Regions from separate parts of the Mus musculus genome. Here region 1 is linked to region 2. The links are chromatin loops, found by intact Hi-C in ENCODE. Cell type or tissue: gastrocnemius. All regions are shown on one strand. Each heading gives the region's core, and the rest is flanking DNA. Links, peaks and the distances in the headings are about the cores only. Region 1 holds the start of Mpdu1 (mannose-P-dolichol utilization defect 1). Region 2 holds the start of Gabarap (gamma-aminobutyric acid receptor associated protein).

Region 1 (14,948 bases), core at 6,395-10,394, 330 kb after region 2:
AGCTATTCTTCCTTGTATCAAGGGTAAGACTTGTACTGGACTAGATTGGACTGGACAGAGTGGTAGGGAGTTGGTGGGCATAGCAACCGGGAGGAAACATCCTTCTTGGATCTTGGATTTTTAGTTTTGTTAGTACATAGGTCATGCCTTGGATGCATGGGTTTGTTTCCAATTAGAGGCTTTGTTTTTATTGCTCTACATCTAGTCTAACAAGCTGTTGTGAGTTCATAATATTTTGGCAAAAGTTTGTTTGCAAACCTCTACCATTTCATTTACAACCTTTTTTCTGTTACTGATGTCATGAAGTAAAGTTTCAAATATCCTCTGATCCCAAGGTGCACATCTAATTCTTGATCTGGTTGTAGGTTATGATGTGATTGCTCAAGCCCAGTCTGGGACTGGGAAAACAGCTACATTTGCCATATCAATTCTGCAGCAGATTGAATTAGATCTAAAGGCCACTCAGGCTTTGGTTCTGGCACCCACACGTGAATTGGCTCAGCAGGTGAGATTGGTGTGTTTCCTATATGACTGGTTTAAGAGAGAAGAGTACTAGTGGTGAGTGATACAGGTAGATTGAGCACTGCAAGTTCAAGGCCACCCTGGTCCATAGAGCTAGTTCCAGGACAGCCAGTACTATGACGTTTACCTTAAAAATAAGACAATTAGAAGAAGGTTGAGGACATTGTCTTAATGCCACTGGGTCTTGTTGACAGCTTTTAGTTCTATTGAGATTTGCTGACCTAATTACCACCAACTTTACCAGCAAAAAGAAAAAAGAAAATGCATCTTTTGAGGAAGGGGAAGAGGATTGGTAGAATCTATCTAGCTGGCTGGGCAGGTTTAGCTGTTTATGACACACCCCTGGCAATGGGCAAAGAGGCACCTTGTTTGTGGTGTTGTTCTTATATCAGTCAGGGGCAGAGCAAATGGCAGTCCTTTGTTCATCCTAGCTTGATGCCTGGCTTGGTGGCCAAAGCTGTTTCATGCCTAGGGCACATAAAATCCTGAAGCTAATTAAGAGGATTGACGTCTTAGAGCCCTGTAGATTTTGGGTTTTGTTTGCACATCAGCTGGGGATGTTGGCTCTAGTGGAACACTAAGTCTTGGTTCTGTGGCAGGGATGAAATAATCACACACATTGTTGGTATAAGGCTATGTTCATAATCCCAGCCTTTGGATTTGGAATGTGGTAGTAGGGTGGAGAGTGATTTCTAAGCCTTTGTAGAGCTGGCCTGGTGTTTTTTTACAAGGCTGCATGTAGGGGTGGGGAAATTACTGTGAACCTGTGTGGTGGGATTCAGCACTGCCATTTGTGGTTGTAGTGCTGGGATTGAGAGAGAATTACGTGGGTACCGCCCGAGTTAATGTAGATGTTCTTCTGCATTCAGATACAAAAGGTGGTTATGGCATTAGGAGACTACATGGGTGCCTCTTGTCATGCCTGCATTGGGGGCACCAATGTGCGTGCTGAGGTGCAGAAGCTGCAGATGGAAGCTCCCCATATCATCGTGGGTACCCCTGGCCGGGTGTTTGACATGCTTAACCGGAGATACCTGTGTGAGTACCATGTAACAGTTGGTGGGCATTCCCACATGTCATTTTCTTGGATGCAAGTTTTCCTTTAGTTTAGAACTGAGTTGCTCTGTGATGAACCCCATGCGTGTCATCTGAGCCTGGCTTCCCTGTTGTTACCTTAGCCCAGGTAGTGTTCTACTTACCAGGGCTTTTGCCTGGCTTATCAGGGAAGCTTTGGGCAAAGGATCAGTCCTTGTATTCTGAGAGCAGACATCTGCCCTTTGACTGCCCTCTTACCAAGAGATTTCCATGTATTTCACATTTGTCTGATCACTATGTGTTGGTGTTTTTTCTTCTGCCTTCTAGCCCCCAAATACATCAAGATGTTCGTACTGGATGAAGCAGATGAAATGTTAAGCCGAGGGTTCAAGGATCAGATCTATGACATATTCCAGAAGCTCAACAGCAACACACAGGTGGACAAATGGCGAGGTTGATAGGACACAAGGGGCTTGGTTGTGATCTGAGGAATGTACAGTGCCCTCATCATGGCTGCTGTTTTCCCCATTAGGTAGTTTTGTTGTCTGCTACAATGCCTTCTGATGTCCTTGAGGTGACCAAGAAATTTATGAGAGACCCTATTCGGATTCTTGTCAAGAAGGAAGAATTGACCCTGGAGGGTATCCGCCAATTCTACATCAATGTGGAACGAGAGGTGAGGCCCAGTGCAGGAGGCAGACCTGGTAGTAAGTTGTTGAGTGTAACCCCTGACTTCTGAATCTCCAGGAGTGGAAGCTTGACACATTGTGTGACTTGTATGAGACGCTGACCATCACCCAGGCAGTCATCTTTATCAACACCAGAAGGAAGGTGGACTGGCTCACCGAGAAGATGCATGCCCGAGATTTCACTGTTTCTGCCATGGTGAGTTTTAATGGCTATGTGTCTCTGTGTGTCTGTCTGTGTTGGGAGCCTTGTGCCAAATGCTTCTACCTCTTTGTTTTCCAGCACGGAGATATGGACCAAAAGGAACGAGATGTGATCATGAGGGAGTTCCGGTCTGGCTCTAGCAGAGTATTAATTACCACTGACCTGTTGGTGAGTAGATGCTTTCAGGGAAAGAAAGGAAGACAAGTTAAGTTAGTCCAAGGTGATTCCCTCTCCAAAGGGCTGACTGTGTGCCCTTTTCAGGAACGTAGCAACTTGGAAGAAAACCAGGCGTGCCTGAGGTCTCTGGTGGACAAGAAACTCTTGTTTCCTTTGCCCTCCTCTGGCTGCCTACATGTATGCCTACTTAATTAGGATAGATTGTATCCTCTGATGGCTATATTCTTTCCTGACCTAGGCCAGAGGCATTGATGTGCAGCAGGTCTCCTTAGTCATCAACTATGACCTTCCCACCAACAGGGAAAACTACATCCACAGGTAAGTCTAGGTCTGACAGACTAAACAACCCCTATGCTGAAACCCAAGTGTTCCATCATCCTTTTTACCCCCCTCAGAATCGGTCGAGGTGGTCGGTTTGGTCGTAAGGGTGTGGCTATTAACATGGTGACCGAAGAAGACAAGAGGACTCTTCGAGACATTGAGACTTTCTACAACACCTCCATTGAAGAGATGCCCCTCAACGTTGCTGACCTCATTTGAGGGGCTGTCCTGCGACCTGGCCCTAGCCCAGGGTTCAGTCCTGGGGTGGGGCTAAGGAAGAGCTGGAGGGGGGAGGGGAGGGAGCCAAGGGATGGACATCTTGTTTTTGTTTTGGCTTTTTTTTTTTTTGTTTCAGTTTTTTTTCTCTATGAATAAATGTCACTTTTTGAGGCAAAAAGAAGGAACCGTGAACATTTTAGACACCCTTTTCTTTGGGGTAGGCTCTGCCCCAGGCGCCGTCTCCTTCCCCCCCCAAACACTAATGCATTTCCCTAACCTAGTCACCTCGTTCCTAAAGGCTTTCCTACCCCAGCCAAATCTCCAAAAGTGAGTCAAGGGGCTAAAAAACAAGGCTGGCCTCATTTGCTGGACCAAATCTACAGGGAGAACCCCTGAGTGAGGTTGTCCAGGGAATTGTCCCCTGGTGAGGGGAGCAGGGGAGAGAAAATGGTAGCCATTTTTACATTGTTTTGTATAGTATTTATTGATTCAGGAAACAAACACAAAATTCTGAATAAAATTACTTGGAAACTGCCTGTTTGGGCTTCTTGTTTCTTTCCCTTCCCTCCTACCTGCTAGTGTGGATCACCTGCCCCCATACTAGTTGATTACTGAATTTGCCATGTTGCTTCCTGCAATACCAAATGACCCACATTACTAACATTTGGTAATTTGCCTCAGTGTTAGGCACAAGACATGAGTGAAACTTGCTGCATTAAGACTTAAACTGGCTGGGTATGGTGGCGCAAGCCTTTAATCCCAGCATTCTGCCGGAGGCAGAAGCAGGTGGATTTCTGAGTTCGAGGCTAGCCTGGTCTACAAAAGTGAGTTCCAGGACAGCCAAGGCTACACAAAATACCTGTCTTGAAAAACCAAAAAAAAAAAATTCAACTGGTTGGTTAGGCCTAGCCCAGATGATGTAGGTGTCAACTCACCTTGGGGATGTAGGGAGATGGTTGTTCTGTAGCTCTTCCTGTCCTGCAACTAAATAAATAGGCTAAGCTGACCTCTTACATCTGCCTTCGGCCTCCTGTGCTAGGATTGGAGTGCATGGGTGGGGTTGCATTTCTTACCAATGAGGAAAGGGCTTCCCATTTCTCTGCTGCATTGTAAGCTCCCAAGTAGAGCAAGTTTTGCTTAGGTAAGTTCCGTGTGAGTCAGCTGCCTCATTCTCACGAGGTAACCAAGGCTTTGTACCGCCCACTGAGAACGTCACTGCCAATCACAGCCTAATTGTGAAAACCAATGGCTTGAGTGGGTTGCTAAAGCTGAGGTGTCTGAGTCAGGTTTGGGGTGGGATTATTTTAGTTAAGGGAAGTGAGGCTTTTCATTTCCTCTTCCAAGAGAAGGCAAAGGGGATTGGATTGAGGAAGGAACTGGTGTAGCCTAGCTGGTCTGAGCATCTCTGCCATGCGGCTCCCTGTGTGTCTGATCTTGCTAGGACCGCTTATAGGTAAGGAGAAATGGGAGGTGGGGGAGGGAGGGCTCATGGGCAGGAGCCTGCACCTGGGTGGCCAACCAATCTCTTACTGAAAGCCCAAGGAACAGAGGAAGACTGTCCTCACAAAAAGGCCGTTACTCTCCTGCCATCCTTCACGATGACACCTACAGCCACAGAAAGCACAGCCAGCCCTACGACCAGCCACAGGCCCACCACCACCAGTCACGGAAATGTCACAGTTCACACCAGCTCCGGACCCACAACTGTCACTCATAACCCTGCCACCACCACCAGTCATGGGAATGCCACAATTTCTCATGCCACAGTTTCTCCCACCACAAATGGCACTGCTACTAGTCCAAGATCCTCCACTGTTGGCCCTCACCCTGGACCACCTCCACCCTCGCCTAGTCCAAGGTCCAAGGGGGCTCTTGGGAACTACACGTGGGCCAACGGCTCCCAGCCTTGTGTTCAGCTCCAAGCCCAAATTCAAATCCGAATCCTATACCCAATTCAGGGTGGAAGAAAGGTAAAGCTAAAGTGGGGCTTAAAGAGGGCAAGAGGCAAGTCCTGGGCTCGTTCAGCAGGGAAGAGGAAGAGAAGAGGAGGGGATAAACTGGATGGAGCATTCTTGTGATTTCAGACCCACCATTGCACTTCTACAGGCTTGGGGCATATCTGTTTTGAATCCCAACAAAACCAAGGTCCAGGGAGGTTGTGACGGTACCCATCCCCACCTGTCTCTCTCATTTCCTTATGGACAGCTTACCTTTGGATTCAAACAGGTATACAGCTTGAGTTTGTCTCTATCCTCTATTCTTCCATATCCCATACCTGTACCCCCGGAGCCTCTGTTCTTGCTCTGTGGACATGGATGCCTCTGTCCCTGATGCCTTGAGTCTTTCTGTTCACCTTAAGGACCTACATCAGAGCCCGAGTACAGTCTACCTGGACTACATGGCGGTGGAATACAATGTGTCCTTCCCACAGGCAGCACGTGAGTAATCTCTTCTCCTTACCACACTAAAAGTCTAGGCTGGGCGTGCTGGGCTGGTGGGGAGGACTCAGGAGTCAGGACTGGATTTGACTCTTAATTACTAATTACTGCAGAGTGGACATTCATGGCGCAGAATTCATCTCTTCGAGAGCTCCAAGCTCCCTTGGGCCAAAGCTTCTGCTGTGGAAATGCAAGCATAGTTCTTTCTCCAGCTGTTCACCTTGACCTGCTCTCTCTAAGGCTACAGGCTGCTCAGCTGCCTGACAAGGGACACTTCGGGCCATGTAAGCCCTACCTACTTCTTCTTTCCTAGAGCTCTCCCATTGCTCTGGAAACCTTCCCCAGAACTCTTTTTCTAGACCTCCGCCTCCTCTACAAGACTGCCTTATTTCCCCTTTGCTGACTGCTCTCACCTATGGGTTGGCTCCTCAGCCTTTCTTCATCCCCTTTCCTCTTCCGTCCTCCCCCACCTCCCACCTTTAGCCCGTCCACCACTGCAGCAATTCTCAGGGATCCCATTATTCTGCCAGGTTTCTCTTGCAACCGTGACCAGTCCCTCTTGCTGCCTCTCATCATTGGCCTGGTCCTCCTCGGCCTCCTCACCCTGGTGCTCATCGCCTTCTGCATCACCCGCAGACGACAATCAACCTACCAGCCCCTCTGAGCATCTGCCCCAGTCCACTGTGTAAGCCACCAAGGAGCGCCTCATCTCTTCACCATGCCACTGACTCAACAGTTACCTTCCTTCTCTGTCTTTAGGAACACAATGAAGAGATTTTATAATAGGGGTGGGGAATCAATAAACATGAATGGTACCTACTACTCCTTTCTTTCCTCATTAAGAGTACAAACACTTAATGAAATCTTTTCTCTTGGCTTGCCTTGTCCTGCCGGGGCTAAAAGCCACGAGTTTCTTGTCATATGCCTTCCTGTGCCTTCCCGTGGCTGAGTCACCAAGAGACAGCTGGCAAGAAGGGACAAAAGTACCAGAGAGTGACCAAATGCCTTCATTGGTTCATCCCTCAATGTCCTGTGACTGCTGGTGAAGCTGCCAAAATTCCCTCCTCCCTCTGGGGCCAATGGCTGCCTAGTCCCTTACAGAATGAATCATTCCGACCTGACACCCTGTTGCTGACCCTCGGGGCGCAGCTAGGTACAACACAACTAAAATATGAGTAGGTGGCTGTATTAATTTATTTCAAAAGTGGTGACTGAACAATGAGATTCCATGTGCACTGTGGCCGGGGCTAGTTCACTGAGGAGCCCACTGGTGCAGCCGACTTCTATGAGGCTGTGCTACGAGGAACAACTTCAGGCCTCGCAAACACATCCCCGAGTACCAGAAGGAGAGGGAGCGGTGGCAATTGCAATCTGCCCTTGTCCAGATATAAAAAGGGATTTTTCAGACAGCCACCCACTGTACCAAAGTATAAATTCTACTGTTTATAGTAGGACATGGTTCAACGGATGGGAGCCAAGGATGGGTGCCTTTCCAATTTAACAGTCCCATGAGGTTACAGAAATTCTTGGACCAGAGCCCCCACACAGCAGAGGTACATGTGACATTATGCCCTGACCAGCAACTACATTCCCCTCACCCCCAAAAACAAGGAACTGAGAAACAGTTTAGGAATGCCCTACAGCCTGAACCAAGAGTAGGTGTCCTGGCAGTGTGGTGGAATGTAGATGGCTCTCTTCGCCTAACCCTAGGGGCCCTTTCCCAGACAAATACTGGAATTTTGCTCGCACCCTCTGGGTTCCCACCTAGACACAGCAGACTGAGGTCCCCTGTTGTGTCAGGGGTTGCTCTCCTGCAGCGGAGCTCGCCCCTTACGGATGGCTGTGAGCCACCATGTGGTTGCTGGGATTTGAACTCAGTACCTTTGGAAGAGCAATCGGCGCTCTTAACCGCTGAGCCATCTCACCAGCCCCACCGTCATCCTCTTAACATCTGGACAGAGGACGAAGCAGGGGACCAGAAAGAAGGCCCAGCTCGGAATGGCTCTTTTGCGGCTCTATTCCCTCTGGAGAAACCAAGAGGAAAGATAAAGAGAGCTGCAGTGCTTCTGCTAGCGCCATTTTGAAGACTCGAACTCTTTTCCCTTTCAACTTCAAACACTATCAAGTTGGCCGAGATTAGACAAGATGGCGTACATGCAGGGGGGACAGGGCGAGGGGGCAGCATGGACCTTGCTTTCAGAACAAGAGCGTAAACAAAAGTGAGGAAGTCCTAACAGCGCAGGCGCCAAACGCGGACACGCTTTAAAATTCGAACGTCAAGGCGCGCACAAAAGCCTGCCTGGGAAGGAGACCTGTGTCCCCTAGAGGAGGCGGGCGAGCATCACGGAGAGGGAAGAGCAGCCCTGGCCTCGGGGACAGCAGGGCGGGGTGTGCGCGGCGCGCATGCGCGGCGCGGATAAATGGCGGGGGTTGTCCCGCCTGGCGGAAGCTTAGCTTTCCAACATGGCGGGGGAGGCCGACGGGCCGTTCAAAGGGCTGCTGGTGCCAATTCTTTTACCTGAGAAATGTTACGACCAGCTCTTCGTGCAATGGGACTTGCTTCATGGTGAGTTTTATTTCAGCCTTCAAGGTCTAGCTGGAGCAGCCTTGAACCGTAAGTTGGCGTGACAGTGGCGATTAATGTCACCGCGAAGCTGGGCAGAAGGCGGTTCTGACGAGGGCGGAAGTGTTTGGGGCCCTGCATAGGAAAAGTGCCATATTTGGGCATGAAGGGGTGTCTCCCGAAAAAAAGTTAAATTTGTGTTTTACAATCTCGGAAGTCTGTACCCAACCCTCATCCCTTTCTGGGCTGGGAGTCGAACTCAGGGCGGCATGTGCTACTCTGCTAACCAGGCTCTAGCCCCAGGCTGGAAAACTCGGAGCTTTTTTGTCGTACCCCCCCCCCCCCCCCCGACAGGGTATAGCTCTGGCTGACCTGGAACTCGCTCTGTAGACCAGGCTGGCCTCGAACTCAGAAATCCACCTGACTCTGTCTCCCAAATGCTGGGATTAAAGGTGTGTGCCACCAATCCTCGGCGGAAAACTCGTATTTTATAAAACAAAATTAAAACCCCAGCCAGGCATGTAGGCCTCCTTTCGCCCCAAGCACTCAACTGACAGAGGCTCACAAATTTTTTTTTTTATCCCCTCTCTCCAGCACCAGCTTCTGGAATTTACTATGTGGCACAGACTGCCCTTGAACTGGCAACAGTCCTCCTGCCTCAGTCACTAGAGTGTTGGGAGTATAGCACTTTTCCTTTCCTTTTTCTTTACAAAGGCCTTTGATAAGCCTTCTCCATCTCTCTATTCTAAGTGACTTTTGGCTTACAATAGTCAAGACGCCTTCCTGGGCCAAATGCCCACCAGGTCAAAGATTCAGTGGTAGAGAGATTGCCAGGATCAGGGTTTTGTAGGCAGCAGCTCAGCTCACTCGCTGCAATCTATTGAAAATCAGCCCTGGACACAGGGTTTGAAAGAAAAATGTTTTTTAAAAAAAATTAGAGAAATTGCCAGGAACTGTGGCCCACACCTTTAATCCCAGCCCTTGGGAGGGACCCAGAGGCGGGAGTTCAAGGACAGCCTAGGCAACTGGATGAGTTCCAATACAACCAGGGCTGGCTACACAGAGCAGCCTTGTCTGGAAAAACCAAGATAAGAAGTAAATGATAGGGGCTGGAGAGATGGCTCAGTGGTTAAGAGCACTGACTGCTCTCCCAGAGGTTCTGAGTTTAATTCCCAGCAACCACATGGTGGCCTACAACCATCTGTAATGGGATCCAATGCCCTCTTCTGGTGTGTCTGAAGATAGATAGCTACAATGTACTCACACACATAAAGTAAATAAATAAATAAATCTTTAAAAAAAAGAAGTAAATGATAGAGATAGTGGAAGAACAAGGATAAATGTCCTGGAAGAGTGGGGACAACCTGAAGGTTCAGGAATGTATGAATGTGGGAATGGGGTGGGGGGGGAGAGAAAAGAGTCAGGGAACGCCTGTGGGACTGGAGGGGTGGCTTGCAAGGCTGGCAACCTGGGTACAATTCCCGGAACCCACAGAAAGGCAAAAAGGGAGAACTGGCTCCTCAAAGTCTCTGACCTGAACACATGCACCTATGTGCTCACACACAAAATAGGGTTGTTTTATTTTTTATTTATTTTTTAATATTTATTTATTATTATACATAAGTACACCGTAGCTGACTTCAGACACACCAAAAGAGGGCGTCAGATCTCATTATGGGTGGTTGTGAGCCACCATGTGGTTGCTGGGATTTGAACTCAGGACCTTCAGAAGAGCAGTCAGCTCTCTTACCCACTAAGCCATCTCGCCAGCCAGGGTTGTTTTGAAATGTAGATTTTTTTTTTTTATGTGTGTCTTTTCACTTGTATATGTGTGTGTATATGTATACTATACATGACTGCAAGGGCCTGAAGATGCCACTGGAGCTGGAGCTACGGGCATTTGTGAGTCACTGGAGAAGGATGCTAAAAATTGAATTCAGATCTTCTCTGCAAGAGCAGAGATGTGCTCTTAACCACTAAGTCATCTTTCCAGTCCCAAATGTTTAAAATGTATTTCTGTTGTGGTATTCCCTTATATACACTCAGGTCAACAGAGTTGGCAGCAGAGCCATCTTGTTGGCCTAATGATTTCTTTAAAGATTTATTTTTGTTTTATGTACACTGGTGTTTTGCCTGAATGTATGTATGAATGAGGGTGTCAGATCTCCTCGAAATAGAGTTAAGAGTTGTGAACTCCATGTGGGTGTCAGGAATTAAACCCAGGTCCTCTGGAAGAACAGTCAGTACTCGTAAACACTGAGCCATATCTCCAGCCTTTTTAATAGTTTCTCTATATCACCCTGGCTGGCCTGAACTCACTATGTAGACCAGGCTGGCTTTGAACTCACATAGCTGTCCTTCGATCCCAAGTGCTAAGATTAAATGTTTTTGCCACCACACCTGACAATAGTTTTTAAGTATTTGAGATAGGGTCTCACTGTGTAATTCTGGCTGGCTTTGAACTCAGAGATGATTAAATAAGACTAAAAGCCTGAACTACAACACACATCCCTTATGACTTTTTAAATTTTTTTTCAGCCAGGCGTGGTGGCACACGCCTTTAATCCCAGCACTCGGGAGGCAGAGGCAGGCGGATTTCTGAGTTCGAGGCCAGCCTGGTCTACAAAGTGAGTTCCAGGACAGCCAGGGCTAGAGAAACCCTGTCTCGAAAAACAAAAAAAAAAAACAGAAACAAAAACAAAAAAAGATTTCATTTTTAATTAATTTATTATGTGTAAATACATTGTAGCAGTCTTCAGACATCCCAGAAGAGGACATCAGATCTCATTAAAGATGGTTGTGAGCCATCATGTGGTTGCTAGGATTTGAACTCATGACCTTTGGAAGAGCAGTTGGTGCTCTTAACCTCTGAGCCATCTCTCCATTTTTAAAAGACATACTTTCTTAGTGCTTTTTTTTTTTTTTTGACAGGGTTTCTGTGTAGCCCTGGCTGTCCTGGAACTCACTCTGTAGAACCAGGCTGACCTCGAGAACTCAGAGAACTCAGAAATCCGCCTGCCTCTGCCTCCCGAGTGCGTCACCACGCCCGGCCTTAGTGCATTTTTGTTAGTACAGTTTATTAGGGGGGCCATGCATGGAAGTTCTGGAGTTGTTTCTGTCCGTCTACCACGTGGCTCCTGGGTTAATGAGGGATAAAAGTTAGCTTTTTAGTTACACAGGCATTGCTTAAGAATTCCCTGACCCTACTCTCCTCAGGAACTGGATGGCCTACTTCAAATGCTCCTCCTTCCAAAGACAAGTGCCCACACCATACATTTCAGAACCTTCTGGTTATCCTGGTCCTTCTGAAGGGGACAACCCTACTCTTTGCAGCCCTCAAAACTATTTTAGACGTGTATTTATAGGGAATGGAAGGGGGACAGGAAGGAAGAAGCTGTTGTGACAGCACACCCAGTCTGAATAGAAGATGTCTGTAGCAAGGATGTTTGCCCTGTCATCCCTACCACCCCCAGAGACTTACTGGTGTGGTAGGTGTGGTGGTCACGGGTGAGGGAGAGGGCAACAGCTCCTAGGAGCACTTCAAACCCTCACCTGGGCGCCAGAGGCCTCTCTGCTGACTGCTCTCTCTTCTCAGTTCCCTGCCTCAAGATTCTCCTCAGCAAAGGCCTCGGGCTGGGCATCGTGGCTGGGTCACTTCTCGGTACGTACAGCTCCTTCCTGCTGTTGGAGTAAAGGGAAGGGAGGTGAGAGGCTGAGGATGCCAAGGCTGGGGATAGAGTGCCCTTTCCTCAGCCCTGCTGCTTTGTCCACAGTCAAGCTGCCCCAGGTATTTAAACTCTTGGGAGCCAAGAGTGCAGAAGGACTGAGTCTCCAGTCAGTAATGCTGGAGCTAGTGGCACTGACCGGAACCGTGGTCTACAGCATCACCAACAACTTCCCCTTCAGGTGAGTGAGGGTCCACTCTTCACGCCCAAAGCCAAATCCCCAAGATTCTCTTTGGGTTTTTCAAGACAGGGTTTCTCTGTGTGGCCCTGGCCGTCCTGGAACTCACTCTGTAGACCAGGCTGGCCTCAAACTCAGAAATCCGCCTGCCTCTGCCTCCCAACTGCTGGGATTAAAGGCATGTGCCACCACCGCCCAGCCCCACAATTCTTTTCTTTTCAGTTTGTTTATTTGAGGTGGGAGGGGTCACGGAACAACTTGTAGGAGTTGGTTCTCTCCTTGCAGTGTGTGGATCCTGGGGCTGGAACGTAGGCAATCAGACTCAGAGGCAAACATCCTTACTTGCTGAGCTATTCTGGCCCCAGCACCTGCAGTTCTAATAAGTAAATATGGGGATGGAGCGAGCCTTCCCTGCGTGAGCCAGGCATGGTGGGAGTGGCAGACTGAAAAGCACAGGCTCATCCCAGAGCTGAGCCGGACGGGGCATGGAGGCTTCCCCTGCCTTTTTCCAGGCCTGCCTTTTTCCTCCCACCCCTTGACTCTGCAGCTCTTGGGGTGAAGCGCTGTTCCTGACACTCCAGACCGTTGCCATCTGCTTCCTGGTCATGCACTACAGAGGAGAGACCGTGAAAGGTGCCGGGGACTGGCTGGAGAGCAGGCATTGTGTATGGGAACTTTGGTGGGGACTCAGGCTCAAGAGGACTCCTTGTCTCCCTGACCCCCAGGAGTCGCTTTCCTTGCCTGCTATGCCATGGTCCTGCTGGCGCTGCTCTCCCCGCTCACGCCTCTGGCTGTAGTCACTCTGCTCCAGGCCTCCAATGTACCTGCCGTGGTGGTGGGGAAGGTGGGTACTCTGGGGAAGTAGGAAGCAAAGGGACGTGAGAGTGTGTGTGTGTGTGTGTGTGTACGCGCGCGAGCTAGTGTAAGGCAGAGGAGGACCTCCAACTATGGAGTGCTAGTGTGCAGGGCGTGAGGAATAGTGACGGGTCACGGAGAAGGGTCAGATGAGAGAACCAAAAGTATCAATGTCTCCTCTAGTTGCTTCAGGCAGCCACTAACTACCGCAACGGACACACAGGCCAGCTTTCAGCCATTACAGTGTTTATGCTGTTTGGGGGCTCCTTGGCCCGAATCTTCACTTCTGTTCAGGTGAGTGCACCTTCTGCCCACTAGAGGGCACTAAAACCTCATTCTCTGCTGAGTCTTGGAACTTTTCTAGATCTGTGCTCTCTCATAACAGGAAACTGGAGACCCCCTCATGGCTGGAGTCTTTGTGGTCTCTTCTCTCTGCAATGGCCTCATTGCTGCCCAGGTCCTCTTCTACTGGAACGCAAAGGCTCCCCACAAACAGAAAAAGGAGCAATAGAGCTGAGCTCGCTTCTAGAACAATTCCATTTCCACTCATCCTCAGAGTCCTCCCCACATGACTTGATCTGCGGGTGCAGTGTAAGCACCCTCCATTCCTCTAACTGCAGCCTCCTGAGCCAGGGTTGTGGGAGCAGTAAAGCTTGTGTAGGCCCTGCCTTCACTCACTCACTTCCCCAGATCCCTCCTTGTGAGCAGCTGGTTTACTGGAGCAGATGCTCTGGCCCTGTCCACTTACCTTCCTTTTGGACCAAGGACAGAGCCTAGAAAACTGTGGTTGGAAGCTAGTGGCTGCTTCCCTGTGCTGCCCGGGTGGGATGGTCTATTGGAGCCCAGTTCTGGGGGTGAGGGAGAGTGACTCAGATAAGGGCCCTGGGGTTGGGTGGGGAGGTTCCTGCCGAGGCAGGTCCTGGCGGAAGGGTGTGTGAAGGCGCTGGTTGCTGCTGTAGGGAGAGAATACAAATGGGACAATAAAAGACTCCGAAACATGGTTTTAATTGTACAAAATTGTGTTTAGTGTGCATTCTGGTTCCTTGGAGATCTGTAGGGGTCTGTGGGGTTGGCCCTGGGCGTCCCTGCCAGTTAAAGGTGGGTTACTGGCATGGGGGCTCCAGCAAGGGAAGTATTATATGGAGTGGAAGAGTCTGGGGATAGGTAAGGGGAGAAAGAGGGTCTTAGCTCCCCCTGGAGCCTGGGATCACTCTGAGGGAAGGTGCATGGTAAGGGGGCCTCCGGTCTGCAGTGGGAAGAGCTGTAAAAAGAAACATGGGGTCTGGAGGTTAGTCTTCTTGAATCGATTGGGCAGTGTCCTCAACTCTTCGTGGGGGACTGGTCTGACCAGTTTGCAGCAGACAGGGTTAGAGCTTGCCATTCAGCCAGCCTTGCTGGGTACAGCAGGCATGGAATGGGACCCTAGGGTGACTTAAAGAACAAGGTAGTTCTGTTGGGGCATGCTCAGCAGGCGGCTTGCGTGCTGCACGGCTGTTTGCCTCCTGGGGCAGCAGGCCAGGAAGGAGCAACAGGATGGGCTTGGTCTCTCCTTGCCCCCAGGGCTGGGAGAGGAAGATGGGTCACACAAGGGCCAGCCACAAGGAGAAACTGCCATCCAAAAGGCAGAGGTAGGACACATTAGTTGAGATGGAACAGCCACTATCCTGAACTCTGGGCCCTCAGCCTGGTGTAGCTTCTGCTTGGGTGGATTTGGGTTTAACTTGGCACTCTGGCCTCTGTTCCCACCCAGCTCTCAAGGAAGGGGGTCGTGTGGGAAGCATGGAACAGACAGATGGACACAATTAGGCACTCACGTGTAACTGCCAGGCAGGTAGGCTGTCGAATAGTTGGGGGGCTGGTACCCAAAGCCTCTGCTCCCTTGGGTAGTTGTGTACCCTGGCCCCCAGTGTGAGCCACCACATGCCAGGCCACCTCCTTCTTGGCTAAAGGGGACAGACCCGGTGCTCGAGTTTTTGCTCTTACGCCGGGGTCGGTACTTGTAGTCGGGATAGTCGCGGAGGTGG
Region 2 (14,948 bases), core at 6,041-10,040:
AGAGAGCTGCCTAACTCTGCCTCTCCATCCTGGTATTAAAGGCATATGTCACCAAACTTGGCTATGCCACTCAGCCAGCATGCATCACCATGCCCAGCTCCTCTGCTTTCACAGTGAAGTAACTTGCTTTTATACACAAATAAATAAATAAAAATTCTAGACTCTCTCATTTACCACTACCCCAACTCATCCTTAGAGGCACAATGCCACTCCAAAGACTTCTTCCCATTTGATCCAAACCTCAAAGTACCACTCCAAAGTCCCTTTGGGACAGTTCCCACAACTGCTCCAAATATCTAATTTAAGAGCCTGGCTGGCCGCCTAACCATCTCTGTCCTACACATCTGTCCCATAAAAGCCTCTGGTCCTCACGGAACCTGCTGCCTTTGAGTTCTCTCTAATTCACAAGCAGAGCCACCCAAATGTGTGGCTTTTCTGGGTAAAAAATCACCCTTACATGCAACAATAACAGTCCACGTGTGGAACGCTCCCATGGAGCGAGGAAGCTGGGCTTCCCAATTCCGGGCCACCTCACCTCACTAAGCAATCTGCTCGGTCTGAAAAATCCCAAAGCCCAGCCTCCCACAGGTTCCTGTAGTGGACTAGACCTGTTCCTTCCTTCTCATACCCACAAGAAATCATTAGTACCTATTAGATTCAACACATGTCCTGGGTGTGTGGCACAAGCCCTCACCTTTGTAAGCAAATCCATGTAGACAAACTATGAGCCATGAGCCATTCTTTCCCACACATAACACCCTCACCCTCAAATCAGAGCTTCTTCGGGGTGGGGATGGGGGCTAAAGAATTGGCTCAGTGGTTCAGAACACTCGTTCTCGCAGAAGACCCAGGTTTAGTTCCCAGAATCCACCTAGTGGCTCACAACTATCCATAGTTCGAGTCCCAAGGGATCTGACTTGTCTCAGCCAAGCTTTCCAGGCACCAAGCAGGCACACTGTGTGCACAGATTTGTCTGTGTGATTAGTTCTAGCCTAACGTACTCTGGGGGCTTGGGGATAGGCCTCACGAATACATTTGCTATCAAGACGGCACACGAGCTACTCAACATTAACCAACTCTTCCCAACAGAACCCCACCGGACATGGCCCAGTCTCCTCCAAAGCAAGCAGTTCTGTATCGTGTAATGTAGTCTATGAACTAGTTAGCTTCCATACTAAATGAAAATTACCAGTCACCAAGAATGTACCATGTGCCATGCACCGAAATTAAGCATTTTACACTATGATTATCACCATGCCACAGATGAAGAAATCAAAGCACAAAAGCTAAATAAATTGCCCAAAATTATAATGCAAAAAGAACAACCTTGATATAAACCCAAGACCAACTCCCTAGGCAGCATCACCTTCTCCACATCGAACAACTGTTAACAAGGGTCCAGCCTGTTCAGGGAGCCGAGGGGGATGTGCTCCCACCACAGGGACTTTCACAGGTAAGAAGTCTCTCCCCAACCCAGGTGGTAGGTCACCTTCCTGTCCCCAGGACCCTGCTATCCCTGCTTGTCAACTCAGGACATCATAGCCTAACACAGTCTGAGCTTGGGGACACAGAAGGCTCAGTCCCAATCTCTACAACAACAAGAAACTGCCTTAAATTATAGTCTCAGTCCAGCACAGGGTCACCCAGCATGTCACAAATCACCCCAGAACTCCATAGCCCCCAGCGTCCCCACACAAGCAGCCCTTTGCACCATACTGATTACAGTACCCCATTCTGCTATGATGTAGCAGTACCACTACCCCATTTGTTCCCACTTGTCCCTGTCTTGTAACTTGTAAAAAGCCCAGGTCTGGGCCAGGCATCCTGACTGCCACACGTTATCTAGTTCCAGCACTATGGATGCAGGTGTAGAGGCAGGGCTGCTACAAGTTCAAGGCAAGCCTGTTCTATATTGTGTTCTAGGTAGCTTCAGTAACAGAAGGAAGTTCTTGGCTCAGCAGCAGACTGACTGGCTCTGGAGAAGACTGGAGTTCAAGTCCCAGCACACACATAGTGGCTGGCAGATGCTAACTCCAGTTCTAGGAGATCCCATGCCATCTACTGGATTCATTGGGCACTGCATGCTTGTGGTACACACTATGCATGCAGAACACCCAAACACATAAAGTAGCTTTTGTTTGTTTTATGACAAGGTTTCTCTGTGCAGCCCTAGCTGTCCTGGCACTGGCTCTGTAGACCAGGCTAGCCTTGAACTCAGAAAACTGCCTGCCTCTGTCTCCCAAGTGCTCAGATTAAAGATGTGCACCACCACTGCCCAACACATAAAATATCTTTAAAAAAAAAAAAAAAGCAAAAAAATCCTCCAACTCTCTTCAGCCCCCAGGGGGTATCGGGGTAGCGGGGAGAGGAGGTTCTGGCCCTAAGAGGAAATAAGAACTCAGAAAAGTTCAGAATGGTACATGCTTTGCCAGGAAAGTCTACTTCAAAACAGCCTAATATATCCCAATAGATCTCGCTGCAATATTACAGACTCTACCATCCCAAAATAATACTATGGAACCTGATTAATAAGCCAGAATAGCCTAATTGTCTCACTATAGCCCGGTCTACATAAAAACACTGCATGCCCAGCATATTGGCTCACACCTGTTTATTTCAGCTCTGGGGGCTAAGGCAGGAACTCCATGGGTTCGAAGCCAGCCTAGGATACAAGGAATAAAGCCCTACCTCCAAACAAAAGAACAAATCAAAACAGGCAAACAAAATTACAGACTATCTCTATCTAACTCGCGTGCAGACGTCTGAGAGCGAGCATCCCAGCTCACCAAAAGATAGATGGCTCTAATCTCCGCACAGCCTAGCATAACCTCAAGCATCACTTCTTTGCCTTTTGGCTAAAATCATGGAGAGAGAATGGCCAAACAAACCAGTGTTCCCCATTCCTCCAACCTAATTTTCTCGCCATCCAGCCCTTTCTTCTATGTGTCCAAATATAACCTTGTCCGTCTTGGGATGGGCTTTCTACCTTAGCACAGTACAATATGCTATGCTCCACTACAGGCCAGAAACAGTCCAAGGTAGACCGGTCTCCCTCAATATCGCCCAATCCACTCTAGCATACCCACCGTCCTTCCCAGTCTAGGCCTCGCGCTTACCCAAAATCCTGATCCATGGACTTGAAAAAGTACTTGGCGCCCGCGGGCCGCTGCAAAACGCTCTTGAAATCGCCGAGCGTGATGCGCTCCGCCGGGACAGGGATCTTCACCAGGTAAGGAGTCTCTTCTTCATCCAGATGGTAAATCACCTTCGTCTCGCCTACACCACCGCCCCCCGCGCTGCTGCCCGCCATGGTCTCGCTCGCGCGCTCCCGGGCTCAGCCGCCCACCCAACAGGACTAAGCGCCCCCGCCGCGCCTGCGCACACCCGCAAACTGACGCGCTAGCGCCAACAGCGCAGGGCCAGTGCGGAAGACGTGCCCAAGGAGGATGGCGGGGACCAGCGGGCTGATCGGGAAGAGCTGTGTGGCGAGACTCAAAACCTAGACCGCACAGTCGAGGGCCACTAGCTCCACGGACGTCGCGAGCAGCACCGAGGTCCCCGCCCACCTCTCCCCATGCCACGTGACCCAAGCCCGCCCACTTTGCGCAGCCGACTGTGCTTCACGTGACTTCCTTGAGTCACGTTACTACAAGCTCCACCTAGACACTCACGTGACCACTGCCTTGAGCAACGGTCTTCAGCCCTAGACGACTCCGCCCCCAAACGTGTACAACCCGCCCCCCCCCCTCCCAAGTACCTTAGCAAGCTTCTACTCTTGGAATGCTGGCAACTGGCCCCCACTTTGCCTTACCCATCTGAGGTTCAAGGCACCTCAATAGCAACTATAAGAGGGGCGGGGATATGGGCTGATGAGTGAGAATTGTAACCTGGGACCCTTAGGGCAGTACTCCTACTAGACTGTACTTGGGATGAGAAAGCCGAAATAGTCTTCAGAGATGTCTGAGGGGCATTAGACAGTGCCCAAGCCAGATTTGGCCCCTAAACTTCCCATCTCCACCTCCCAAATTGTGGAATTACAGCCCTGGACTTACAAGTGGCCTTCAGCCCCAACTCCACCCAAGACTTCCACCAGGTTTCCCAAAGATCCCCTCCCCAAATAGGACAAGGAGGGCTGTAAAACACAAGAGCCCACTCTGCTTTATTTACAACACGCAGGCCGTCTGTCTGAGCAGCCGGCCAACAGTATTAAAAACGAGGCGAGTGCTAATTGACACCTTTTTCTTTCCTTCCTCACTCCACAGGCTTTGGTACTCCACCTCTGAGCAACCTCGCTCAAATGGGGGAGCCCCAAATTAAAAATACATCCGGTGTAAAAGAAAGTAAACGGGAGAGAGAAGAAACATGAGGGGAGTGCTGTATTTACACTACAGTTTTATAGACAACTATCCCATTACATCCCAGTTTGAGCCCTGGACCTGCAAGTGAAAAGGGTACAGGGTTGACTGGACAGAGATTCTGTCTACAGATCCAGCCTCCCCGACCCAACTGTAATGGGGTCAACTTCAAGTCCATGGAGCAGGAAGGACAGAGTAGAAGACACTCATTTCCAAATACGTCTCCCTTGGGAATTGTGGCCCTCAAGTGGGGACAGCCTCCTCACTCCAAGGGAAGGCTGGGGACCCTGAGGCTCAGTTCCCAAGTAATGTCACAAGTTCCAGCCTTAGTGATGTCAGGGTTCTCCAGATTTGGGGAGACCCCCTAACCGCCGGGCCTCTGGCCGAAGTTCCTTGCATTTCTGGCAATAAAAGAAGTCGGGAACGTTGGTCTTCTTAATCTTAGCACAGGAGAGGTGGATCCACGTCCCACAGAGGCTGCACTCAATCATGGGCCGCCCCGCAAAGGGCTTTCTGCAGTAACACGTGATCAGATCCCAGGAGTCGTCACCTGGAAAAGACAAATCTCTTTAGTGTTCTGCTTCAAGGCGTCAACTCCTAAGAGCCCCCAAAGCTATCACCTCTGCTCCCCACCCCGGGCAGCCCAACTTCTCACCTGATTCTACCATGATGTCCTCATCCATGACCCGCATCTCGCCTTCACTGGAGCTAGCATCTCCATCTTGGCTTGTTTCTGTGCTGCCCACATCTTTGCCTTCACTGTCAGTAGGGGGAGCACCTTCAGAGTGCACTGTAACAGGGGGCCTGGGGGCCTCAGGGGGTGTTGGGAGCACAGGGGCTGGGACTCCACCCCCCACTGTCATCTCTTCCTCATCATCTTCCTCTTCTTCCTCTTCCTCCTCCTCTTCAGAGTCTGTATCACTGGGAGGAGCCCTAGGAGGGCCAGGAGGTGGGAGTCTATCTCCCCGATCTGCCTTTTTCAACTTCCGCTTCTTGCTCTTCTTGATTCGAGACCGCTTTTCCCCATCCCCAGGAGCTGGTCGAGGTCTCCGAAGCACCCCAAAGCCAGCCCCACCTCCTGGTCCCAACTTTCTATTCTTTCGGTCCTTCTTTCGAGGCTGGGAGAGGTCCCCCTGGGACAGCGGCACTGGGGCGAGAGCAGCGGGGGGCCGGGAAGTATGCGTCAATGATGTGGGAGAGAGTGGAGATGCCACTTTGGGCCCATCCAGATCAAAAAGAGAGTCCTTGAGCTTCATCTTCTCAAGCAGAGTAGCACTGTCAGGAGCCTGCAGACGAGAAAAAGTGGACCTTGGGGGTCCTGGCTGGGTAGGACCTGATTGAACTGCCCTTCTCTTTGATGACTTTGCTTTCTTAACAAAAGTCTGGATAGTTCGAAGGTCCGACGGGGCCGAGTCCCAGCCATCACTGTCTGCTGCACTCTCACCTCGCAATGGAGAGCTAGAGCCAGAGGCTGGCCAATCGCTTTCCTTAAAAGGAGGAAGAGACTAGGGTCAGCCGGAGTCTAGTGACAGCTCAGCCCTGCCACATGTCCAGCATAAAAACCAGGAACTAGACGTATCCCTACCCCAAATCTGATGTGTACTCTATAACCTACCTTCCTCACAGTCCTCAGGGGACCTTTAGAACACAGAAGCCACAGCTGTTACTTCCAGCACTGTTTTCAGTATCTCGTTTGCTAGGACACTCATCTCCCTACAGCTTACCTGGAAACACTTTTCTGTTAACAGCCACTCAAAACCATTAAAAAGTCTTGAGCAACACTCCAAATTTTTGTTTCTGCCGTTCATTGCCGTTATTCCATCCCTCCAAACCAGCTCTCCCACCATAGCCCTAAGGGCTTCCGGTTTTCTTAGTCTTGCATATTACAGTAGGCTCTTCCTATAAAGTAATTCACTCTGCCTCACCTCAGCTACTTTTCTGTTCCTTACCTCTTTGCTAGGGGGGATGTAACCAGCATAGGCCAAGACAAAACTGCAGAATTTGTTAAAATCCTCAATGGTTCTCCGCCTTTTCTCCGGTGGCTAAATGGAAAGACAAAACACGATCGTATGGAAGCCAGGCACGAATGTTAAAGGAGCCCTTCCCCAAAACACAGCCCCCTAAATTGTCACTCAGTGTTCTGGTATGGGACAGCTCACCTGAGTCTCTGGTTTAAGAGTCGGAGGCGGATCTGTGAAATCAATAAAAGCTGAGTCAAGGCACTAGAAAAGAGTCCGTGTAAAATCCTACCTCTAAACCTCGGAGTTCCCGACCTAATCCCATCCACCGTGAGGTCGCCTAGCCCAGCCAGCCACAGCCCCCAGCTGTGCCGGACCCGCCCCTGCTCCCCCTTCCGCCCCAAGGGGCGGAGCCTGGGCGCGGCGCCCTCCCCGGCCTCGCTATAGCGCTCCCCTTCCCCCACCCCGAGGCCCGGCGCCCCGCCCCCTCCCAGCCTCTCCAGTCAACTCGGCTCTCTTGGCGCCCCACCCCGCCATACCGCTCCCGGGGCGAGACCAGGCCACCGCCCGCCCCCGTCCTTCACACGCGCCCGGAGCCCAGAGTTCCCAGCCGGCCGCGCTCCACTGCCCTGGGCCCTCCGAGACCGCACAAGCCGCCTGCCCGCCCCCAGGGTCCAGGATGACCACGCTGAACTGCTCCCCGCCCTCCGGGCCCCTTCGACTCGAACACGAGGCCGGGCGCGCCCCTCACCCCCACCCCAAACACACACAGGCTCACACTCCCCAACGCTACTTCGCGTCCGGGACGGGCGAAGAGCTGCAGCCCGGAGCCAGACCCCCACCCCACCCCGCGGCCGCGCTCCCCACAATTTCGCTGTCCCTCCGCCCCCATCCGGGGCTTTAGCCCCTCCCTCCCCGTCTCGAGCTCTTCGGGCTCCCCGCCGGGCCCCCGGGCCCAGTTCCGAGCTTCTCCGGCCGCCCCCCTCCCGCCCCCGGACTCAGCGAGTCCCTTAGGCTACGGACCCATAAACTCTAGCCCCCGGTCACCCTCCAGCCGCTCCACAGAAGGCCCCCTGACGACGCCGCTACCCCCAATACACACTCCACAACTCGGAAGCTCTTGCCCCGGCCGACCAACCCCCCACCCGCGCAAGTTGCCGGTCTTAACCCCCACACACACACACCTCGCCCCGCCGCCCCTACAAGTACCGGGCTCGCCTCGCTTCCCAGTTCTCCGGCCCCACAGCTGCCCCTCGGTATCGGGCTCTCTACCGGAGACAATACCCAGACCCTCTCCCCACTCCACAACTACCTGCCCACCCCTCTAACAATCACCAAGCTAGCTCTGGCGGCAACTACGAGGTGCTCAAGCGCCACCGCCACCAACTCCCCCACCTCGGCCAACTACCGGGCCCCTCACTCAATCCTCTTCGTGCTCCCTCAACTCTACGGAGGGCAAGCAGCTTCCCCCAGCCTCTCTGTCTCAGAGCTCCAAGCAGTCCGAGGCCTTTTCAGCCCTTAGTTCCCGAAGCTGGGTCTCGGGCGCTCAGACCCCGCACCGCCACTCTCCACGCTGTACCTGATGTCTAACTATCCCGACCCAGTCTCCCGCTCCTCTTTCTCCAAGCTATCTCAACTCATCGCCCTTCCACCTCAAGAGCCAGGGCCCCGACCCCCTTTCCCGCACTCCTCCGTTGGGTGCCGGGGCTCGACCTCCAACTTTGCCCATTGAATCCTCACCCCGCTCCCTGTCCTCTGTGCCTATGGAGTGCTTACCTTCGGGACTGGGCTCCGCCATGGCTTCCAGCATCGCCCCCTCCCCTCCACCCGGTCCGGCGACCCCCTCCTCGAAGCCGGGATTCCCGGTGCTGCCTTGAGTGCTCCGTGTTTCTACCGCCTCGCTCCACCGAAGTGTCCGCTTGGCGCGGTTGAGACTCCACTCCGCTACCGCCACCTCCCTCCACCACTGCCTCCCGCACTCCCGGACCGGGCCCCCTCCCCCCGCACCGCCGGCCGCCTGCTCCCTCCTCCTCCTCCTCCTCTCTCCTCCCTCCCTTCTGCCCCTCCCCGCCGGCACTATCGCGCAGTGCACCAAGGGATTTGTAGTCTGTGCAGGGGCAGCGGAAAGGGGTATGCAAGATCCTCCGGAACTTCAGTTCCCAGGAAGCCACGGATTGGCGCAGGCGCAATAAACAACTTCCCCCCACCACCAGGGGAGTGGCGGGGAGATACGCAACGGGGAGCGGGAAGAAGAGCGGAAGAGTGCACATTGACTCCCGGGAAGTGTAGGCTGGGCGGGACCAAGAAAGTAGACGAAGAAGGGATTATAACTCTCGGCCACCATACTGCCTCACTTTGTACCTTCTTTTTACCCCCTCAGGGTACCGCCCCACTTCCGGCCAAAAGAAGAAATGGATGCTGGGAGATGAAGTTCTCCTAGTAATAATGGCACCTTCTAGTATTTGCCCTCTCTCAAATTCTACTTTACAGACTCCCATACCCTGGCACAACCTCTGCCAGTGGCAGCAGTAATAGACAGTCCTTTTACCACCTCCCAAACATGAACATATCTTCTTTAATGTAAAGTAACATCTGGATATTCTTACTTAAAAATGGTACTTTCAAACTTTCTCCATACCTCCCCACACTAGCAACCACCACCTCTCTGTTTACATCACACCCCAATACACACATAAATAAAATGGAACTTTCATGAGATAATGTTCACATTATTCCACTCACTAAAAAACAGGAAATTACCAACATCAACAACGCGTTTCTATTTCACTGATCTATACCTCAATCCTTCCCCTTTCCCACTACTGAAGTTCACGATACTTGAAACAAAAAACCAGGAGGTGGAATGACACAGGGCAAATTCAATTCAGCTCGGTGGTTTCCTTTTTATTGATGTGCCTCCTACCTCCCCCATCCAATGTCAATCCCTTCCACCTACCCCCCAAAAAGAAGATAGTGAAAGGAAGGGATTATTGGGGTTCTGAGCCCGATGGGCAGTTAGAAAGGGAATAGAAACCAAAACAATCATCGGATGTGACAGAGATCGACAATCAAGAAGTCTAAATCAGAGTGGGAATGGAGGGTAAACAAGGGGAGAAAGAGATGTATGGAGGCTGTATCTACCATTACCCCTCCTGCTGAGAGGGACTGGAGAGACAGCCTCAAACATTAAGTGCAGGTCCTGAAGAAAGGAGGTGGTGTTTGAGCCTGAAGGAGGAACTGGATGTCAAGGAAGGAGCGCCACCTCTCTTCGTAGAATGGAACCCCCCACCTCAGGTACAGCAGCTTCACAGACCATAGACGCTTTCATCACTGTAGGCAATGTATAGAAAGAAGTCTTCTTCATGGTGTTCCTGAAGTAAATGCAAAAGGGGGGGGGGAGGTTAAGGGAACTCGTTACTCAACCATTCACCACCAATACCTCAATTCCTCAAGAACCACTTTAAGCATTGCCTGGTAATTTCAGATGCAGGAAAGGGCCGAAAGGTAAAGGCTACCAAGGCAACTTAAGAACCGGACTCAAAATAGATTTGAAGATACAGATCATCTGTAAGCAACAGTAGGCACTAAACGTGGTCCCTAGTACAGAAGGAATAAAAGAAAAGCAATCATTCCTATTTTATCTCTCTCCTATAGGAAAGGCTGACTTGGACTGGGTGGTAGTGGTGCACACCTTCAATCCCAATGCTCTGGAGGCAGAGGCAGGCAGAACTCTGTGAGTTAGAAACCAGCCTGGTCTACAGAGTGAGCTCCAGAACAGCCAGGGCTACACAGAAAGACTATGTCTCAAAAAACAAAACAAAACAAAACAAAACAAAACAAACAAAAACAAAAACAAAAACAAGCTGGGCTTGGAAGCGCAAGCCTTTAATCCCAGCACTTGGGAGGCAGAGGCAGGTGGATTTCTGAGTTCGAGGCCAGCCTGGTCTACAAAGTGAGTTCCAGGACAGCCAGGGCTTTACAGAGAAACCCTGTCTCTGAAAAAAAAAAAAAAAAAAAGAAAGAAAGAAAGAAAGAAAGAAAGAAAGAAAGAAAGAAAGAAAGAAAGAAAGAAAGAAAAAGGCTGACCTCACTGCCCGGTGTGGTGGCACACGCCTTTAATCCCAGCACTCGGGAGGCAGAGGCAGACGGATTTCTGAGTTCAAGGCCAGCCTGGTCTACAAAGTGAGTTCTAGGACAGCCAGGGCTATACAAAGAAACCCTGTCTCAAAAAAACAAAAAACAAACAAAAAAAAAAGAGGCTGACCTCAAACTCACTATACTATGTAGTCAACAACTTCCAACTTGATACTGCTGCCTCGGCCTCTACCTTCCTCTGCTTCCACAGTGCTGGGACTGAAGCTGTGCATGATCATGCCCCACGTTCAGTGGTTTTGAGGGTTTTTAATTTGGGGATTTTTATTTTTGATTGTTTTATTTTTATTTTTATTTATTTATTTATTATTTTTTTTTTTGAGACAGGGTCTCACTACTAAGTATCTCTGACTAATCAGGATAGACTCAAACTCAAAAGAGACCCACCAGCCTCTGACTCCTGGATGATCGGATTAAAACTGTGTGCAGAAACAGCTGTGCTTTGGATTTAAAGGATCAAAGGTATGTGTCACCATTCAGGATGAGGACTTATAACAACTCTAACACCAGCACTCAAGAGGCATAAGCAGGAAGCTCTCTGAGTCTGAGGTCAGCCTGGTCTGTGTGTCAAGTTTAGGGCAGTGGTGGCGCACACCTTTTGTTAAGCCCAGCCCTAGGGAGGCAGAAACAAGTGGGTCTCTGGGAGTTTAGAGGCCAACCTGGTCTACAGAGGGGATTCCAGGACAGCCAGGATTATACAGAGAAGCCCTGTCTCCTAAAGAAAACGAACAGAAAGTAACAACAACAACCACCACTCCTCAAACGCAATCTATTCTTTGACATCTGGGACTCTTGGAGAGACTCACTTAGGTAGTAAGTCCCAGTCAGAACAACTCCACCAGTTCATACTCCTCCCTATTCTCAGCGCTAGTAAGATCCCACGGCAGGGCTGTACTGACATTTTAAAGTTAGCCAGCAGCGACCGCTGGCCTTTACTTTCCTCTCCAAACACTACCGTTCCTTCCAAGGTACTGTACCTGGTACAGCTGACCCATCGTGGCACTGGTGGGTGGAATGACATTGTTGACAAAGAAAAACAAGGCATCTTCAGCACGGAGATGAATTCGCTTCCGGATCAAGAAGTAGAATTGACCAACTGCCAAAAACAGGAGATGCAAGCAAGTCACAGAGGTCGTAGGCGCCTCCAGAGAACAGCTGCCAGGTGAAGCCTCCTCCCACAGAGTTGGCAGGCCCACCCACAGAAAGAAACGTGCACCACAGGTCAAGCCCTCACCTGTAAGATCAGAAGGCACCAGGTATTTCTTTTTGTCCAGGTCTCCTATCCGAGCTTTGGGGGCTTTTTCCACTATCACCTGATAAAAGGTAAGAATGAGAAAAATGAATATATATATATATATATATACATACATACACATATATATGCTGCTATATCGATGAAGAACTCAACATACAATATTCCCTTTTACTGAAACCTACTGGAATCTCATTTCTCTAGTTATCCTTATATACGTGGTGCACACAGCATTAGGTCCAAAGCTCCTGGCCTCACTCTTACCTAAATATTGAGAACTGATCCTAGAACGGCGCATCACAATAACTATTTTCACCAGAGAATACAGGATGACTTGTTTGGGTCAAAAATCTACATTAAATCTAGCTAGTTGGGAGGATGGCCATGGAAACTCTGGGTTGTCAAGCTCACTAAGGCCTCTATTCTGAGAAATACCCTGATCTCTCTCTCCCGTCCACATCTTAGTCCCCAGCTCTACTTCAGGTGAGAGACCTCTGGTACCAGAGACAACAGAGTTCTAACCCCACGACAGACAGAGCCTGACTTCAGCTTTCCCAGACTCAAGCATAGCCTGTGGCGACAGCGTCAGCGACGCTAGCCTGGGCCCTGGCTACTGTCCTTACCGGGACCCGGTCTGGGTATTTCTTTCGGATTTTCTCGCCCTCAGAGCGGCGCTTCTCGAACGGATGCTCCTCTTTGTACACGAACTTCATTCTCCCGAGAACCGGGCTGGACCGAGCTGGGCTGAGGGAACCCAGGGGGGGGGCCGGGACAGGGGGCGGCGGCGGAGGCGGCTTCGACGAACAGACTTGGCGGAGCGATCCACGAATTTGCGCCACTTCCCTATTCATCAACCCCGCCCCCGACCATCGGACCGGCCCCGCCTGCTAACATACGCCACTAGCTCAGCTTGCTAGCGCAACCCGTAGCCTGGTCCTCTTACGCCTTCAGCGTAACTGCTTTGGAATCAACTTGTGGGTTACACATATGACATCGCAGATAAGGTTGCTGTTGTTTCGAGTGAACTGAAAAACCCTTTCCCACAGTACAAAGTTGAGGACGAAACTGGTACCCAGTGGCAGTCATGAGATTTAGTTCTGCAGTTCTCGGAAATTACGTTGGGGAAAGGCAGACAATTACAAGTCTAGGATTTCATGAGACGTGTTTCTACGCTGAAGGTGGCCGTTGACACCAAAACAAAGTAGTACCCAAGCTGTGGATATGGACACCATAAGACAGAAAGGAAAGAGGTTTGCAGACACCCAGGGAATGCTCAAGGCTCAGGCTTATGTGAACCAAGAGAAACTGCAAAAGCCCCAAAGATAAGGACTACACCAGAGCGGAGGAACACATTTCTGAGTGTAGATAAAATCATGTGACCTCAGAAAAGGGCGGAGAATCACGTGGCGGGTGGCGAAAAGTAGTCCCGGCTCTGGAGAGGAGGTGCCAGGAAAGAGGGTTCCGCCCCAGGTTACTGCTGGAGTGCCAACACCTCGTAGGCAGCGCCCTCTTAGCCTGTCCACGTCAACTTCCCAGACAAGCCCAGCCTTTCTCCAGCTGTATGCCCTTCCAGGGTTCTAGAGTTTTCCCTCTTTAGCCTTCTATATCCTACTTTAAAGTTGTTGGTCCACTGTCCATCAGGGACTCCATCCAGTCAGTGGGGCCTTTCCTGCCGAACACTGAACATAAACTACTTTATCCCTGTGCTAAATCCCACTTCCCCCCAACTCCAAACAGCATCTTCTCCCTCTGCTTCAAGGACAGAGCAGATGTCAACAAAGTTCCCTCCATTTCCAAAAACATCAGAGAAGGGTCTAGGGCAGCTTTGGTTTCAAAGTTATAATGCATGGTTTAAAAGAGGAAAGAAGAAAGGAGCCGATTACAGGTATGGGGGATTGGGGAAAGAAAAAAAATGAGGAAAAGTAAGGGGGGGACAAGTCTGAGGAGGATCCAGTGGCCCGAAACCCCAGTCCCCACCCACAGCCCAGCCCTTGGAGCAGGAGTGAAGAATTAGATCAGTTTTGTATAAGAGTTTTTAAAAAAATCAAATCACAACAAAGTTGAATTGGCTTCTTTTGAGCCTCTGGGATATGTCTGTCACTCTGGCCAGTCCTGCCTCTTCACCAGACTGTTTCGGCTCCTCTAGGCCTTCGCCTGTCCCAGTCTGGCATTTCCACGGAGTGTGAACCCAGAGTGAGGCTGCTTCACGGTCTGGCCCATGTGTCCATCCAGACTCCATAAGTGGAGTGTAGGGCTCCCAGGGCAGAGGGGTGGGAGGGGCAGACTCTGCCCAGGCAGTCCTCACATTGGACAGGGCAACAGACGGTGTCCCAAGAACTCTCCCTCCCTTTCCCCTCCACCCCAACTCAGGTGGAGGGGGAGCAGCTGTCACCAGAGCCTATGTTGGTGAAGGTTTCGGCTCAGCACCGATCGGACATCAGCAGTGAACCTGAAATGACAGTAACTGGTGTTGGTGAAATACCTTATAGTTGACACCCTCACAACACTAGCACAACGGAGTCTCACTGGACAGAACAGAACTTGATACCACTTTCACACAGTGACAGAGGTTGAATCTGATAGAAGCCAAAAGGCCACAAACAATGACAACTGGAGTAAGAAGACCTGGCCCAAACACTTAGACTCTGAATGACTTTTTTTCAGTTCTTAACCCGCTCCCCACCCCACCCCCGCCCTCTTTTTCTTGGCAACCCAAGCATTGCCAGTTTTGATAGTGTACTCCTGTAATCACAGCACTTGAGAGGTAAAAGCAAGTTCCAAGCCAGCATGGACTATATAAAAGAATGTGTTTAAAAAAAAAAAAAGAGCTACCGCCTACAGGCCACACACTTCCCTTACCTGAGGGCATCCAGCATTGGGAGAAGGTTGAGAAGGGCTGTGTCACTGGGGTCACTGAACCAGGATTTGATGGGGATGGCATTGTCTAGGGTAGGTAAAATTACAAGTGAGAAAAGGCAAAGAATGCAGAAGAGCAGGTGAGCCTTTCCTGAATATTATTACTTAAAACTCCCCACCACAGTCATCAACCACCTAAAACCCTTTTTTCCCCAAATGCCAAAGCCAAACAGATTTGACACCAGCTTGAGGTAGGCTTCTAATAAAACTGCCCCATGCTCACCTGAAGTGAGCTTCATAGGGAAGTCCTAGTCATATAAAATGGACACGTAAGAGTGGATACCGCACTTAAAACAGAGAAACAACTTACATCTA

What was found. Peaks named below come from ENCODE experiments on the same cell type or tissue, not always from the same donor. Only the 100,000 strongest peaks of a DNase experiment are listed, where the experiment ranks them.
Region 1: it touches region 2 in a loop (2.3-fold over the local background); 2 of 42 quality-filtered maps call a loop at or near these places.

What each region holds. Positions count from the first base shown.
Region 1 is chr11:69,655,690-69,670,637 of GRCm38, reverse strand. It overlaps Mpdu1 (mannose-P-dolichol utilization defect 1), which reads left to right and starts at 7,989. Exons shown (of 7, transcript NM_011900.4): 1 at 7,989-8,169; 2 at 11,762-11,827; 3 at 11,940-12,072; 4 at 12,617-12,702; 5 at 12,795-12,913; 6 at 13,108-13,218; 7 at 13,310-13,941. The coding sequence starts at 8,067. The coding sequence ends at 13,435. Cd68 (CD68 antigen) reads left to right here and starts at 4,468. Exons shown (of 6, transcript NM_001291058.1): 1 at 4,468-4,618; 2 at 4,702-5,135; 3 at 5,272-5,391; 4 at 5,525-5,603; 5 at 5,717-5,887; 6 at 6,134-6,425. The coding sequence starts at 4,576. The coding sequence ends at 6,267. Mir1934 (microRNA 1934) reads right to left here and starts at 7,595; the gene lies at 7,513-7,595. It overlaps Sox15 (SRY (sex determining region Y)-box 15), which reads right to left. Exons shown (of 2, transcript NM_009235.2): 1 at 14,739-14,948; 2 at 13,911-14,185. The coding sequence ends at 14,017. It also overlaps Eif4a1, Gm25835, LOC115487878 and LOC115487892. In gastrocnemius, for the core only: a CTCF peak has its summit at 7,923; DNase peaks (open chromatin) are centred at 6,715, 7,454, 7,954 and 8,911; H3K4me3 peaks cover 2,371 bases; H3K27ac peaks cover 3,021 bases.
Region 2 is chr11:69,989,195-70,004,142 of GRCm38, reverse strand. Gabarap (gamma-aminobutyric acid receptor associated protein) reads right to left here and starts at 12,773. Exons shown (of 4, transcript NM_019749.4): 1 at 12,341-12,773; 2 at 11,700-11,778; 3 at 11,443-11,561; 4 at 9,194-9,684. The coding sequence starts at 12,430. The coding sequence ends at 9,619. Phf23 (PHD finger protein 23) reads right to left here and starts at 8,377. Exons shown (of 5, transcript NM_030064.4): 1 at 8,090-8,377; 2 at 6,515-6,546; 3 at 6,305-6,397; 4 at 5,011-5,842; 5 at 4,132-4,905. The coding sequence starts at 8,123. The coding sequence ends at 4,691. Ctdnep1 (CTD nuclear envelope phosphatase 1) reads right to left here. Exons shown (of 8, transcript NM_026017.2): 7 at 14,577-14,661; 8 at 13,542-14,166. The coding sequence ends at 14,106. It overlaps Dvl2 (dishevelled segment polarity protein 2), which reads right to left and starts at 3,551. Exons shown (of 15, transcript NM_007888.4): 1 at 3,117-3,551. The coding sequence starts at 3,310. In gastrocnemius, for the core only: CTCF peaks have their summits at 8,536 and 9,586; DNase peaks (open chromatin) are centred at 6,848, 7,189, 7,613 and 8,447; H3K4me3 peaks cover 3,700 bases; H3K27ac peaks cover 3,860 bases.